4 separate regions of the Homo sapiens genome follow, and all the other regions are linked to region 3. Evidence: chromatin contacts called from ENCODE Hi-C or POLR2A ChIA-PET data. All regions are on one chromosome and are shown on one strand. The core of a region is the stretch at or near the end of the contact, and the rest is flanking DNA. Distances in the headings are between cores, read along the strand shown.

Region 1 (3,678 bases), core at 1,155-3,654, 570 kb before region 3:
AAGTCTAGGCTTTTACTTATCATTTCATTTTTTCTCCCAGAGGTTTATAACTAAGTGCAGTTTTTAGATATGTTTATGGACTCTGGTCTTGGAGTTCTTTGATGAGGAAAGGTAATTTATAACAGTCAAATTGGCCTTTTCAACCTTATCACATGAAATAAAAAACCAAAATGTTGGAAAGGAGCTGATGTAATAGAGACTTTCAAGCTCCTCATCTGCTTCGTGGCTTTTCACCAACAGGAAACAATGATGGCAGATTTGGGGACTGTCATAAGCATGGGGTTTTCCATTCAGAAAGGTAAGGTAGGTGGGGATTTTATTTCTCCTTTCTCATCTGCGAGCAACCGGATTAGCACTGATTGATTTGGTTCCAAGAATTGAGTCCATTCCGAGATTGCCAACACACACACATACCTCCCAAACCTGCTTTTTTGCATGGTCATGTAACCAAGGCAGCTAACAGTTTAAAACTGGAAACAAAGAGAAGTCATGAATGAAAAGCAGGCATATTAATTTAGCTTTACAAGTGTGCCCTTTCCAAAGCCAGGATTACTCATTCCCTGGCAGCCTACAGCATGGAGACCTGAGTCTGCTCAAACGCCATGGCTTTAGAGTGTCACTTCCATTTGGTGTGGGATTTTAAGGAGAGAGGCTCCAACTCAGCAGAAATGTCCAACTGTAATTAAAATCCTTGTCATTATGAAGCAAACATAGCTTCACCGTAAAGGGGAGAATGGCTCATTTTTAGTGTCCCAGAAAAGTCACAAATATCATACCCAGTTACATGCAGAGAAAACTTCCTCATTATTGGTGCATTTTGGGAATGCATTAAAGGGACATTAAATCTCAGAAATGTGAAATGACAGTGGAGACATTTCCATCTTCTAACTGTGATAAAGAAATCAGAACCTGAGCTAGCTTTCTTTCAGGTCCATTTTCACTCTTATGAGATGCTCAGGGTGAAAATGAATTTATGTTAACAGGAGGGAGAAAATGGTTTCTTTGAACCATTATGACCTGGTTGCTTTCCTTTCTCTCCTCTAATGGTAAACCTTAGTGTACTCACATGTACCTACAAGTGGGGCAGGAAGTGAGGAGCCCAAAGCCCCACCCCAAGGCTTCAGATACTGTTTTTCTGCCAACGATCCCCATATTTGTGTCTCTGGCTCAGACTCTCTTCTGGGCTTCCAACTGCATTCTCAGTGTCTCATAGCCATCTCAAACTCCACACAGCCAAAGCCAACTCATCATCTTCTCTTCCTGCCTCGCCTCATGTTTCCCCATCTCATCCATCTAAATGTTGCAGCCTGGGAGTTACCTCTACAGGGTCCATCCCTCAAGTCCCACATCCAATCCACGAAGTACGTTCCATCAGTTTCACCTTCAAAATTTATATCCATTTCAATCATTGCCCTCTGTTTCCACTCCCACAATGGTCTGAGCCTCTGTCGCTCTTACCTGAATTTCTGCAGTAGTCTCTTCATGAATCTTCTTGCTTCCCTTCTTGCCCCTTGTCCCTCTATCAAATCTGCACTCCACATTCCAGCTGAATTAGACTTTTAAAAAAGTAGGTCAGCTCATGCCATTAGACTATCTAGAGGCGTCAAGGTTCTCCACTGCACTCAGGAGGAAACACAAAACCCCTGGTGTGGCCACTAGGTTTGGCTTAACGTGCTCCCTGCTCACTTCTCCAGCATTATCTCAGCACGCTCCCTTCTCAGTGTACTTGGACCACAGAATGCACCACTAATGGCAGTGTCTTGAACACACCCAGCTTTTCTCCATCTCACAGGCTTTCTTGTTCCTGGACTGGTCTTTACCCTTCCTCTCTCACACACAGACTCTCTGTCTCTTTCTGCCTAACTCACTCTTTCTCATCTTTCAGGTCACAGCTCAAAAGTCATTTCCTAGGGACACCCCACGACCTCGCCCCTTGTCCTCATTTCCTTTGAGCACTTGATACTACATGTAAGTCTATTATTTATTTGCCTATTTTGCCTAATATTTATGTAACTTATAATTTACCCACTTACAGAGACCCCTCCCTCCAAAACAAGGTTTCCTTCCATGAAGTCAGGAGCTAGGTCTATTTTGTCCCCAACTATATGTCCAAGACCTGCCTGCTACACAATACATTCTAAATAAAACAAAATGCTGAACGAAGACATGAATAATTGAATGAGATCATCTTTTTTCTCTCAATTCAGGTTAGTTAAGGAACCTGAGTTTCTTAAATAGTTGTTGAGAGGTACTCACATGTTTTTATTCACATACAGATCTAGTTTTCCCTGTGCAGATGTAGAGAATTAGCAAATAATTGTGGCCTAGAGAATCTACCAGAGTCCTCCTTTCAGAGGAACCACTTTCTGTTGCCTCTGGGAGTGCTGTTCCACAGCGCAGGGAAGAGATGGGGAAGAACCAGAAAATAAAGGCTTCTGGCTTTCCACTTTAGATTTCGTAATTCATTTTCCGTGAAAACGATAGGGCCAAGTGGAAATTGTACTGTTTTAAAAGTTTCTGGGGGCCAGCTCTGGGAAACCAAACATCATTTAGATTTAGAACATCAGTTTATGGGAAGAAATGTGTTCCAAATTCTAACAACCAACATATCCTCCAAAAATGACTCGGAACAAAAACTCTAAGTGGGGAGTTTGCCTGTTTTGTGTTTTAGATGAATTTGTAAAAATACTGTGACTCATCACCAGCCACACCCTCCCCGGCTCTCATCTTAATTTGGGTTCTGGTTAGCATGCATTGGACAACATTGGGAATGCCTCGGAGATAATTTATTCACACTGGAATTTTTTTATTTGCATTGAGGCAGAGCCAGGAAACACTTATTTTCTTGTCCATATTAGGAAGTAGCTTCCGATGCACCAAGAAAGTGCAATATTGAACCATTCTCCTGGCCTCCCTCAAGCTCCAGAGTTAATCCTCCTATTAGGAGTAAAAACCAATCCCATTGGTGAGATTGGGAGCTCCTGACTAATCTGATTGCTGAGATCAGGAGTCCCTGACCAATCAGATTGGTGAGACAGGATGGAGGACATCCTTTCCCAGACCTCTCGCCTGAGCACTAGGGGATTGCATTGAAAAAGCAAGGGCCTCCTTCTCTCGCATGCTGGATTCTGTGTGATGAGACTTGGAGGACATGGAGAGGGTGGCTGTTCAGCCTCCAGTCACCCTGTTTGTTCGTTTGTTTATTTATTTATTTGATGGAGTTTTGCCCTTGTTGCCCAGGCTGGAGTGCAATGGCGGGATCTCGGCTCACTGCAACCTCTGCCTCCAGGGTTCAAGTGATTCTCCTGCCTCAGCCTCCCGAGTAGCTGGGATTACCAGCGCCTGCTACCACGCTCACTAATTTTTTCGTATTTTTAATAGAGACGGGGTTTCACCATGTTGGCCAGGCTGGTCTCAAACTCCTGACCTCAGGTGATCCACCCACCTCGGCCTCCCAAAGTGTTGGGATTACAGGCGTGAGCCACTGCTCCAGGCCATCACCCTGTTTTAAACAGGCTGCGCATGCACAGGGATGCCAGCCCAGCTGAGACAGGTCTCTGCTCTCTTGCTTACGTCTTCTTCCCCGTCACTCTTTTGATTGGTGTAGTCGGACTCTTGCATACCATAGTTCAGAGAGGACGGGATACACCTTTGAGTCATTTTTAATCCAGCTCCTCA
Region 2 (3,768 bases), core at 924-3,423, 640 kb before region 3:
TGATGACATTGTTTAAGAATTCTCCTGCCTGTTTTCTTTTTCCAAACTGTTAACATTGCAGTTAATTACCTACAATTAATTACAATAACAAGAACTATCAAGGTTCCTACAACTGCAACCACATATGATCTTTATCTTGATAGAGTCAGACTCTCTCCTCCAAGCAACCTAGGAAAATTCCTTCCAAAGGAAGAACCTAGCCTCAGTTTAGCACCAGTTAACACCAGGCATTGGTCGCTGGATGCTAACATATATTAGCTACCTCATTTACTTCTCACAACCACATTAGATCATGGGGATTATTATCTCCCATCTTACCGATGAAGAAACTGAAAGTCAGAGAAGTAACTTGCTCAAGGATATAAATGAAGGAGATTGCACATTTTTCCATCAGGCCTATGTCCACTTGAACCAATGGGTGGAGTTACCACAGGAACTCTGGACAGGACTTGTGTGTAAATTACCCAACAGACCAACTGCATTCTAGTCAATCTGACTCTGAATTCCAGTCTTTGTCACTTCTTTTCTTTCTTCTACCTGGGGGTACAGTGTCTACAGCTTTGTTCCTTTAGTACTCAGACATGCTGACATACAGTGATGAAATTATTTATTTAATCATAAATTAACTACTGTGAAAAGCACTAATCAACCATGGTAAACCAGAGGCAATGTAATCTTGAGGAGAGGTTTAGATGCACTTTTATCAGAAGATCCAAGCTTTGAATCAAGTGAGAACCTTAGTAAGAGACAAGTGGTGGCCAAACCCCCCCCCTTAAACTCACAAGCTTGGGGAAAATAATAAACAAAGGTCAGTTAAGGAAGAACAATAGGGACCTCCAAACAGTAAGACAGAAATTAGCAACAAGAACTGGGCAGATTCTTAGTGGTGAGGAACGACTGTCTGTCTAAGGCAAAAATGATCTCAGCTTGTTTCAATTCATACCTTGGGAGAATTTACATGCATTTTGTATTTCTGGGTGGATGAACAGGAGCATAATTCCTAACAGATTATTCCCTTGCAAACATCTGCTAACTTAAATCTCAGAAAAACAGCTGATGTTGGAATCTAGAATGAAGTGTCTCGCAGATTTATTTCTTTTTCCAGTTTTTCCAGCTCATCCCAGCAGGCAGCTGGGCTTAAAAATGGTTTCCTTTCTCTGACAACAATATTGGCTAAAGAGTTTGACTATTGGGCTGTCAAGATACAGGCTGTGTGATCAGGATTAAGAAAACAAAAATGGATCCTAGAGGTAAAATTACTTTAAAAGCCAGGTCCTGGCAGAACAACTTCCTCGGTATATTTGCTATTAAAAGAAAAAGAGACAGAAAAAGCCAAAGAGGTCCAAAAAATTAAAAATCAGACCTGAAGTCACATTCTTGCAGCAATGAGGGAATTAATTCTTACTGTAACCAAAGGTCAGCAGGCAGCCAGTCCAGGTCTAAATGTAAACAAATTCTAAATGCACACTGCAAAGTCGTATTTAAAAGAGTGTTCAACAAAGAGCAAAGAAAATGGTAGACTTTTTCAGAGAAGAGAGGAAAACTGGAACGCACAGCTTCTGAATAGGGCAACAGAATTTGCCCTGAGGAACAGGTTTTCAGGGGGAAAGAAAAAAAAACTAGGGACACTTCACAGGTTTAGATCAAAATACAGGGAGGAAGAAAAGGAAAAATAAGAACTCTGAATCCAGTCTGCACTGGCCTCCTAGCCCCCGTTAAACGGGCTGAACAGATCTGCACCTTCGCGCTAAGTTTCAAAACAAAAGCCTTCACTCTACTTCTCTTTAGGTTGTTGTTGTTGTTTTAATCAGATCAAGTACGAGGACAAGCACAGGCTGGATTAATGATCAGAGAAACAAAAAGGATTAAATATCTGGCCTGGGAGAAGTTTATTGTGCAACTAGAATGTCAAAGTCATCTCTCTACTCTTCTGTCTCAAAAAAGCTTCTCCCTCTGGGGCAAACACTAGCGACAAGCCGTTCAGCTTGTATTTTTTCATTCAAATTCCGTGTTCAGATCCCTCAGGGGCCAGTGGTCTAAATGCCAAGAGAGAAAAATGGAGGGTTTCAACTCACCTCTTCAAGCGACTGTCTGGGGCTCTCCAAGCAGCAGCAGGCAGGCAGCTCTCATTCCTTGTGGGTGAACCGAGCAGCTCCTTGGGCCGCCGGAGTTGTGACCAGCCTCAACTTCGGTGAACAGGTGCCTGGAGGAAGGAGGACGGCATTGGTCGCTCCAGACCAGGAAATGGGTGACATCACGGAAGCCCCGACAGATAAAGCATTGCTGAGACCTTAGGGATTGAAAGAGTCAGGAGGCCCCGCCCACCTGTCATTTACCTGAATACCTGCAAGCAGGTAGGTGGCGTCTCTTTGTGGACAAATAAATCAGTTAGAGCAATTTGCCAGGTGGAATTTACTTTCTTTCCTGAGCACAGCACGTGTCCAGCCCCGTGTTCAGATCTGAAGTCAAATGCCTGGTTGTTTCCCAGGCCCTCCCCTTTCCCCATATCTGCCCACAAAGGAGTTAAAAGGGAAGTTTAAACACCAAAATGAGACAGTAATTTAGCAGACACAAAAAGGAAGAGTGTGAAGCCGAACTTCTTAGAAATATCTGAGGTGCCTTTTCGAACCGCATCCATTTGAACACCAAGTGTTTCTCTAATTCCAATAAAATGACAAATTTAAGTTGACATTTCCAATTCATCTTTTAAACAATTTGAAATAGGATACCTGTCAGCAGTTTCAAAGTGGTTTTCAAACACTTTTGCGCTACCCCCTCCCCCGCCCAGCATTTTTAATTCCATATTCAGGAATTTGCAAAACTTCAGTCATTCCTATCTCGGCTGGCTTGGCAGTTAGAGTCATACGGCAGTTACAGTGCACTGCAGGCCTGCAATTAGGAGCAATTTAAATGATTCAGATTGGAATGGTAGTACTGTCATTAGGCGATGTTGTCTGCTGATATAGCCAGGAAAGAGACGTCAGAGTTATTTCTGTCCCAAGCGTGGTGTGTGACCCTGGACAAGTCACTGGTTGCTTCACCTTTTCCAGCAGGAAAGGAGGCGTAAACTCATCCAGCACCAGAGCAGGCAGCTGGGAGGTATCCCAGGACTGTTAAACTCTCTGGCATCTTCCCAGGAGGGCTGTAAACATCTCCCATCATCCCATTGAAACGCTGCGTATTTTTACCACCTGCATCCAGCATCCCTGGAACTCATTACCTGAGGAAACTGTGGATTCCCCGTCCCGGAAGATGGCCTGCCTGCCCAGAGAGAATTTTTTTTCCCCTTCAGGAAAATAAATGTTGACATTCCTATTTTCCTCCTACTTTTGCCTCCCTCGTCTTCTTCTTTCCCTCCTCCTGATTTTGGGAATGCTTTTGTTCCACCGGTTTTAATATTGGACTACCTAGAGGTTTTGGGGTTTGGTTTGGGGGAGGGTGGAGGAAGAAGGAAAAATGGGAGAGGGAAGAAAAGGAAGTCCGGATTCCCACAGCCTGGGCCTCAGCTGGCTGCAGTCAGTCAATAGCTCGCAAAGCAAGGGGGAGGAGAAGGAAGAGAAATTGTAGTCGAGGGCGGGGTCTGGGGGCCGGCTCTGGTGCTCGACCTCAGGGGAGCTGGCTCCTGTCCCCGATCCGCCCCAGACAGGTCTAAGCTACCTCTTTGCACCTGGGAACTCTGTGCCTTTTGAGAGTTGAAGGCTTAAAACAACAACAACCACCACAACAAAACTATTCACCTTTTTATCCAATAGAAACTAAGGTAGGTGT
Region 3 (3,730 bases), core at 1,119-3,618:
GACCCGACTTCTCCCGAACCAGCCTCGGACCAGCCTTAGAAGGCGGAAAACAGGATTCAAACCCGCCTATGAGCAGTGGTAGGGGCGGGGGCTGTGGGGGCAGGACTCGGTTTAAGGAACCAACCGCCTCGGTTCGAGGGCCTCCTGTCCGGAGGTTGCTCCTGACCACTGGGTTTATTTTGCTTTTGCAGAGGAGGCAGATGTTGACCTCTCTTCTTTGCACAGTCTCTCCGCAAAATTTTCCCCCAACCATTTGCTTTCTTGCGCCACCCCCCACCGGGGCACTATCCCTGGAGTCAGCTCCTCAGGCCTTTAAACCTTCCAGAATGTCACACATGGAAACCTTTAGCAAATGTTTGTTAATGATCATAACAAAGGCATCATTCAAATTAGGCAGGTAATTACTACCAGAAGGACAACTGGGTGCTCGCTTGCTCATCCATTGCTTTCTGCTTTAAACTCCCGAGGAGTCGCTGCCTGGAGACACTCCCGCCCGGACTGCTTCTCGGGCCCCATTAAACGGCTCTGAAATGAACTGTGAAGTTACCATTTGTGGGCGGAGAGCGCTGGGGCCCTGCGGACGGAAGACCCTGGCTTGACCGGACTAACAGTGTCGCCGAAGCAAAGCAGCCCCTCTGGGTAGGCTGTCTGTCTCGCCTCCTACCCTCTGGGGCAACTAGCCTAAAAACCCGGTTCTCAACTTAACAGCATGTGGCCCAGCACCCGCTTTTGCCTTTTATTCCGCACTCTGATTTTTGGGGGGATCGTTTGTTCCCGCTCATTTTCTACAAACATTACGGTATCCTGTTAGCATTCCGAACAAGGGGCTGTTCATATATTTGCCTTCAATGATTTCCTGAAGGGACATGTGGAAGTAATAGCGAGCGGTGCAGTCACCCAAGCTGAAGATGCACGAGAGCGGGTCGCGTAGAAGAACTGCGGCAATGGGACCCCCAGCGCAGCCCCAGGCGCCCTGTTTTCGAGGCTGACATCCCAAGATCCTGTCCTGGTTAGGCACAGCACCGCGCCCGTTGGAGTACTTCTCTGTGACTCTCCCCTGTCCACTGCACTGTGTCCACCCTCCTGGTGAAGGAGGAGACGGCTGTTGGACATGCCAGTCCCAACCTGGCCACTTTGGCCATTTTCAGAGTGCGTGTGTTGGGGTGGGGTTGAGGGAGAAGGATGAAGGATGACCCCCAACCCCAACAGGAGAATTCAAAAATCAGAGAGCGATGAAGGTGAACGCGCTCCCCTCCCCCGCTGTCGCTGGGAAGCCCCACTCTGCCCAGGTCTGGTTCCTGGAGCATCAGCGCCCCCTTTCCCTCGCCGGCAGGATCGTTTCCTCCCGACACTGGCCTCTCGCCTTGGGCGCAGGGTTTGGGGCTCAGCTGTCAATTCCAAGGAATTCGTAGGGTTCGACCCACGCGGCGGGAGGGAACGGAGGGAGAATCAAAAGGCATCCTCCCCCACGACGCGGAGGCGGTGGTACGATTCCTCAAACGCCCAAGCTTGAGCTTTTTTTGTATGCGAGATAGAAGCCAGGGCAACCTCGCCCAGATAACCCCGAAAACAAAGGCACGACCAGATAAGTGACTTCAAGGGAGTAAAGGTCGTTCTATCGGAGAACGTTCCAAACCTACACAGACCCTCTTTTCTTTGTACCGTATTTCAGACCACCCAGTCTTGTACACACACACACACCACACAAAACAAAAACCCATCATTGTCATATTGGACTCAACAGTTTGCCCAATCCTATTAAATAACTAGCAACTATATAGCCCTTCCCCTAAAAGACCCCTAGTTCAAAACGGCGCAACCGCTTGGAGATTTCTCCCGAGGGCCCTATTTCTCGTTGGGCCGAGTTTGTAGAAGGGACATTTCTTGATTCTAGATTTATATTCTCTCTGGGTATTAAATGCAATTTTGTATGTTCCTTTTCTTCTTTTCAAAGAGAATACAAAACTATAGCAGTCTAAGAAAATAACCCCAAAATGGGGAGGCAAACTCATTCTGGAAATGATGGGCTGTTTGTAGTTTCACAAAACCTCTTTCCCGGCAGAGCACCAACACCTCCCCCTTCCACCACCCCCCATCCCATCTGGTCTGCTTCTCCCCGCCCCCCAGTTGTTGTCGAAGTCTGGGGGTTGGGACTGGACCCCCTGATTGCGTAAGAGCAAAAAGCGAAGGCGCAATCTGGACACTGGGAGATTCGGAGCGCAGGGAGTTTGAGAGAAACTTTTATTTTGAAGAGACCAAGGTTGAGGGGGGGCTTATTTCCTGACAGCTATTTACTTAGAGCAAATGATTAGTTTTAGAAGGATGGACTATAACATTGAATCAATTACAAAACGCGGTTTTTGAGCCCATTACTGTTGGAGCTACAGGGAGAGAAACAGAGGAGGAGACTGCAAGAGATCATTGGAGGCCGTGGGCACGCTCTTTACTCCATGTGTGGGACATTCATTGCGGAATAACATCGGAGGAGAAGGTAAGGGAAAAGAAAAAATGATTTTTTGTTTATAAGGGAAGTCCCTGATCAGACTCTGGGACTGGAGAAAGCGAAGTAACTTCAAACTTTGGGCGACAAGAAAAAAAAAAAGGAGCTGGATTCCAGTTGTGTGTCCAGAGAGTAATTTTTTTTTTTCGGAATAAACTTCACTTGGGGACGGGTGGGAGATAACCATAGAGTTAGAAAGTCTAGGTATTTTTTTTAAACACACATTTTCCAGACCTATTTTTAAAAACAATGTTTTTCTAACAACCCTATGGCCTCCCAAAGAAATTGTTTAGGCTTACATTTTTGAGGTTTCTTTTGGGAGTGGGGGTGGTGTTCGTGAATACTGGGCCGAACACCAAGGAACTGGGGGTGGAGGCAGAGGTGTTTGCCCTCTTCTTGGCAGTGGGTCCTGGAAGGCGACAGGTTTTAAATGAGTGTTTTCATTCCTCGCCTGCGGTTTGGCGGGACAGCGCTGCAGCCCATGGTGTGGAGCGCGGCTGGGGGACCAGGGGGAGGTGGGGAGAGGGGAGCGTGGAGGGGAGCGTGGAGGGGGGCGCGCGAAGGGGTTGCGGGGCGCAGGAGGCGGGCTGGGCTCGGCTGGAGACCGGACCTCGGTGTTGGCCTACAGCACAGGGAGCCGGCCGAATGCGCGTGATTACTGGACGGCGCTGCTCTGGGAGAGAGTCGGGGCCAGATTTGGCGCGGCGGTGAGGCGGCTGCGGGACAAGCAGAGGCGCGCGGGCGTGGGCAAGGGTTTGGGGCGCTCTGGAGCGGTTTGTTGGGTCAGTGAGGTGCCAGGGAGAGCGGGTGCCTGCCGGGCAGTGTGCTCGGGTTGCACGCCCTAGCGCGGGGGCGACAGCGGCGGCGCGGGCGGGCGGTCTGGAATAATGACAAACACATTTGGCCCTGAGTGAAGAAGTCGTCGTCGCCTCGCATTCCAGCAACTGGGATTTGAGGAATTTCGAACCGCACACCAAGGGGCCCTCATTGTGCTCCGTGGCCCCCGCCCCCGCCTGTCTTCCCGCGCCCCCTCCTCGGTGGAATCATTTCTGCATTGCCCGGGGGCTCTGCTTTCGCTCAGTTCTGGCCGCAGGCAGGAAGAGAGGAAAGGTCTCCAGGAAGGTGCCGAACTTCTTGTGAGGAAGTTAGGGACGACTTGGAACTGGGGAAACTTGTTTGCAGGTAAGACAGAAAGGTGGGAGGTAAACCATATTCTCCCTCCGGGCACCC
Region 4 (3,814 bases), core at 398-2,897, 690 kb before region 3:
GAATAAAATAAGATGGCATAGCAACTACCCCATTCTTGCTAACAACTCCAAATGACAACATGGTGGCTCACATCTGTAATCCCAGCACTTTGAGAGTCTGAGGCTGGCAGATTGCTTGAGCTCAGGAGTTTGAGACCAGTCTAGACAACATGGCAAAACCCTGTCTCTAAAAAAAAATACAAAAATTAGCCAGGCATGGGGGCGTGCACCTGTAGTCCCAGCCACTCGGGGGGCTTAGGAGAGAGGATGGCTTGAGCCCGAGTGGTTGAGGCTGCAGTAAGTCATGACTCCGCCACTGCACTCCAGCCTGAGTGAGAGTGAGACCCTGTCCCCGCCTCCCCAGAAAAGATAGTGAGGCTTTACTTGAGTGTGCTCCAACTCAACCTCAAGGTGCCATGCCACCTTGTAAGAAAGCTTGTTAAAAATAAGTGTTATTAGCCTGGCTGACATGGTGAAACCCCGTCTCTACTGAAAATACAAAAAATTAGCTGGGCATGGTGGTGGGTGCCTGTAATCCCAGCTACTCGGGAGGCTGAGACAGAAGAATTGCTTGAACCCAGGAGGGGGAGGTTGCAGCGAGCCGAGATTGCGCCACTGCACTCCAGCCTGGGCAACAAGCAAAGCTCTGTCTCAAAAAACAAAAAACAAAAAACAAAAAAACCCCCCTGTTATTATTATAAACAGAGCTACAGACTGTGTAGACATCGACACAGTGCTGATTTAAGTATCCTCACTTATTGGGGTCAAACATTTGTCTTTAGTAAAATAAGGGCACTGTATTTGATTCTAAAAATAAATGGCAGGAGAGCTGGGAATGGTGGCTGACGCCTGTAATCCCAGCACTTTGGGAGGCTGAGACGGGCGGATCACTTGAGGTCAGGAGCTCAAGACTAGCCTGGCCAACATGGTGAAACCCTGTCTCTTCTAAAAATACAAAAATTAGTTGGGTATGTTGGTGCTTGCCTGTAATCCCAGCTACCTGGGAGGCTGAGGCAGGAGAATCCCTTGAACCTGGGCGGCAGAGCTTGCAGTGAGCCGAGACCACGCCACTGCACTCCAGCCTGGGTGACAGAGCGAGACTCTAACTCAAAAAAAAAAGAAAAAAAAAAAAGAAAGAAAAGAAAAGAAAGAAAGAAATGGCAGGAATGCGTTCTGTGATTTCAGGATTCTCTAGTGAGTGGGTGGAGGTAACAACCAAGTTAGGATACCATTAGCAACTGAATCAACTTCAGCAAATGGCTCTCTAAAACTACACTGACTTGGCAAGATCATGTCAAAAAAAAGAGGTTGGGCTGAAAAAAATTATTTCTCTAAGGAAAAGTGTGAACAATTAGTGCCAAACTATTCACATAGTGGAAAGTTCCATGCTTTTGGAAGATGACACACTTGGTAGTTTCTAAGACTGATCTAATCAGCACATTTCATATATATTTTTTTTCTAAAAGAGACTTAGAGTTCATGATTCTTTTAGTGTAGATTCTAACCATTTATATCAAATGGAAAAAGCAGGGATCTATTCAGTTGTGTGTCAAATTCTTAGGATCACTGAATAGTTCTGACTTGAGACAAGAACAATATAAGGCCAAGAAAACGGACTGTTTCAATTAAGCTCAGCAGAAAAAAATACACATGAGCCAAAACAGAACGACTTAATACTTAGCAATCACTTAAAAATTTGTAAGCTCAGTCTGAGTCATTAAAAAAAAGTAGGCCAAGAAGCTTGAAGGAACACAGATTTACAAGTAAAAGAGGCAAACACTAAAATAAAAATGTTTAAACCCTGCAGTGCTAAACTACTTTCAGATAGCTTTGTAATAAGTGAAATTTGGAGAATTATATAAACCCCTCACAGATAAGCTTGGACAAAAAATAGGTGAAGGAATATTTGGCAAACATGAGCATGCATAAATCAGCTGCTCCAGATGACACATGGCCCTGGGGAATAGAATTTGACTAATATGCTTACTGAACAATGGTGCAGTAAAAATGAATAATTATTTCTGAAAAATTACCTTGCACTCAGGGGGATGTCAGAAGACTGGAACAAGGCCAACAACATGTGATAGTGATGCAGAGAGAAAACAGAAGGAAAGGGTAGTGAAAAATTAGTGTATGAGATATGCAATTGTCAGCTTGAAAAATTGGGAATAACTATTAGGAAAGTAAAATTGAGTTTCCAGAAAACCAGGGATAAATAAACAAAGGACAGTTTGCATTTAAATGATCACAGACAAATTCATGAGATTATCTTAAAGATTGTAATACTGTTGTTGTAATTAAGAATACAAAGGGATGGGGTAGGGGGTGGATTGAGCTGAATGCGCAGTGTCTTGGGATTTTATATTCACTGTTAGTCCAAAGAAAGCTGAAAATGATCAGAAATCACAAACTAAGGGGGCATTAAGCCCAGCCATGGGAAGGTGTTTCAAAGAGTGTCCTAACAATCACCATCACATTGATCTGAATCAATACTCTGACTGATGACCTAGGAGCAAGTGTCACAAAATTTATGGATGACACTGAGGTGGGGAATGCCATAGAGGACAGAGGCAAGAGGAGGGAAAAAATAGGTTAGACATGGGTACATCTGCAATTAGAGAAAATCCATGACAAAGACATGAACAGACTGGAGTAATTTAGAAGGCAACACAATTTCGGAATGAGAAAATTCAACATTAATTTACACTGAGTAAGAATAGGGGTCAAGGTGGAGAAGGCCATTGGCATTTGCAATTGCATTTAAATCTGTATTCGGAACACGTGACCCAGAGTGATGTTTAACCCGGTAAGAACCCCCCTCTCCCATCAGGAATAAATCAGGGGGAAAGCAAGTGGAAGTAGAGGGAACTGATGGTCATGAGCCCACCCAGGTGCCAGCTCCTCTAACGTGGTTCTCACTTGCTACTCAGGAATCCTGTGCTGTAGGAATCATTAGCACTTCATAGGTGTGGATTTGGAGTCAGATTGTCCTGTCTGCTACTTTTGTTTTTAAATAGAGATGAGGGTCTCACTATGTTGCTCAGGCTTGTCTCAAACTCCTGAGCTCAAACAATTCTCCTGCCTCAGCCTCCCGAAGTGTTATAATTACAGAAACGAGCCACCACGTCTGTCCTGTGTGCTACTGTTATCCGAAGGTCAGTTGCCCTCATGGCTGGCTCCCTTCCTCACTTCTTTCTGGGTTCTGCTGCTTTCTTGGCAAGGCCTGCTTATGTAGAACAGCATCTCCTTACCTGCTTTATTTATTTCATGCCACTTATTTCCATCTGATGTACTACATGTGTGCTTATTTACTGCCCTCTCACTGGAATATAAGTTTACTGCAGAATCCCCACAGCCTAGAACATGCCTGATATGTCATACACATTTGATAAGTATTTGTTATTAAATTATACTCTTCCCAGGAATGAATGTTTTCTTTATGCTACCTAAGTGTAAACTCTTAATTCATCTACCAGGAGGCTACCTAGCTTGGAAAAGAAGAAAAAAAAATCACACTATACAAAGAAAACGCTGAACAGAGAACTTCCAAGAAGTAGGAAATATCTTGCTCAATTTTTTTTTTCAGAACATTAATTTACTTTCACTGGACAAGGAAAATCTGTTTCTGTAAACCACTATTTTTATTAATAGAAATTCCCTGCCTTTGCTAAATGGTAAACAAATGTTAAGAATTTGAAGGAGGATCACATCACTGGGCTCCTTTGAGATCCATATGCCTCAATTCAACCCTGTCAACCATGCCAAGAAAGAAGAGAGCAGCTTATGTCCAAAGAAACTGGGAAAGAAAAAACAAATCTCCATGATGCTTTCTTTA

Evidence for each region. Hi-C counts contacts between places; a loop is a spot of excess contacts on that map. ChIA-PET counts read pairs that join two places held with the same protein, here RNA polymerase II (POLR2A). Pooled maps may share reads with other maps.
Region 1: a map of gastrocnemius medialis shows a loop between it and region 3 (17-fold over the local background). The contact joins the enhancer-like site here to the promoter of PDGFRA in region 3. A Hi-C loop is called at or near these places in 6 of 168 maps with a recorded cell type or tissue (Caco-2, PC-3, ascending aorta and 3 more), 5 of 37 single-sample maps with no recorded cell type and 16 of 50 pooled maps.
Region 2: a map of Caco-2 shows a loop between it and region 3 (6-fold over the local background). The contact joins the promoter of LNX1 here to the promoter of PDGFRA in region 3. A Hi-C loop is called at or near these places in 2 of 168 maps with a recorded cell type or tissue (Caco-2 and endothelial cell of umbilical vein), 1 of 37 single-sample maps with no recorded cell type and 4 of 50 pooled maps. POLR2A ChIA-PET finds 5 or more read pairs at or near these places in 1 of 52 experiments (WTC11).
Region 4: a pooled map shows a loop between it and region 3 (3-fold over the local background). The contact joins the enhancer-like site here to the promoter of PDGFRA in region 3. A Hi-C loop is called at or near these places in 2 of 168 maps with a recorded cell type or tissue (ascending aorta and endothelial cell of umbilical vein) and 6 of 50 pooled maps. POLR2A ChIA-PET finds 5 or more read pairs at or near these places in 1 of 52 experiments (AG04449).

The regions. Positions count from the first base shown.
Region 1 is chr4:53,654,137-53,657,814 of GRCh38, forward strand. No RefSeq gene overlaps it. Among named protein-coding and RNA genes, the nearest start is that of LNX1-AS2, 63 kb to the left of the region's middle. Within about 2 kb of position 2,405, at least 6 of the 41 ENCODE cell types and tissues checked have a DNase peak (open chromatin) inside an H3K27ac peak, as active enhancers do; they include ascending aorta and gastrocnemius medialis, where a contact is called at or near this core.
Region 2 is chr4:53,589,313-53,593,080 of GRCh38, forward strand. It overlaps LNX1 (ligand of numb-protein X 1), which reads right to left and starts at 2,174. Exons shown (of 11, transcript NM_001126328.3): 1 at 2,076-2,174. LNX1-AS2 (LNX1 antisense RNA 2) reads left to right here and starts at 3,644. Exons shown (of 2, transcript NR_046827.1): 1 at 3,644-3,760. RefSeq lists an enhancer at 3,354-3,768.
Region 3 is chr4:54,226,925-54,230,654 of GRCh38, forward strand. PDGFRA (platelet derived growth factor receptor alpha) reads left to right here and starts at 2,369. Exons shown (of 23, transcript NM_006206.6): 1 at 2,369-2,491. RefSeq lists enhancers at 1-13, 842-1,667.
Region 4 is chr4:53,540,049-53,543,862 of GRCh38, forward strand. All of the region lies in intron 2 of LNX1 (ligand of numb-protein X 1), which reads right to left. Among named protein-coding and RNA genes, the nearest start is that of LNX1-AS1, 42 kb to the left of the region's middle. Within about 2 kb of position 1,648, at least 7 of the 41 ENCODE cell types and tissues checked have a DNase peak (open chromatin) inside an H3K27ac peak, as active enhancers do; they include endothelial cell of umbilical vein, where a contact is called at or near this core.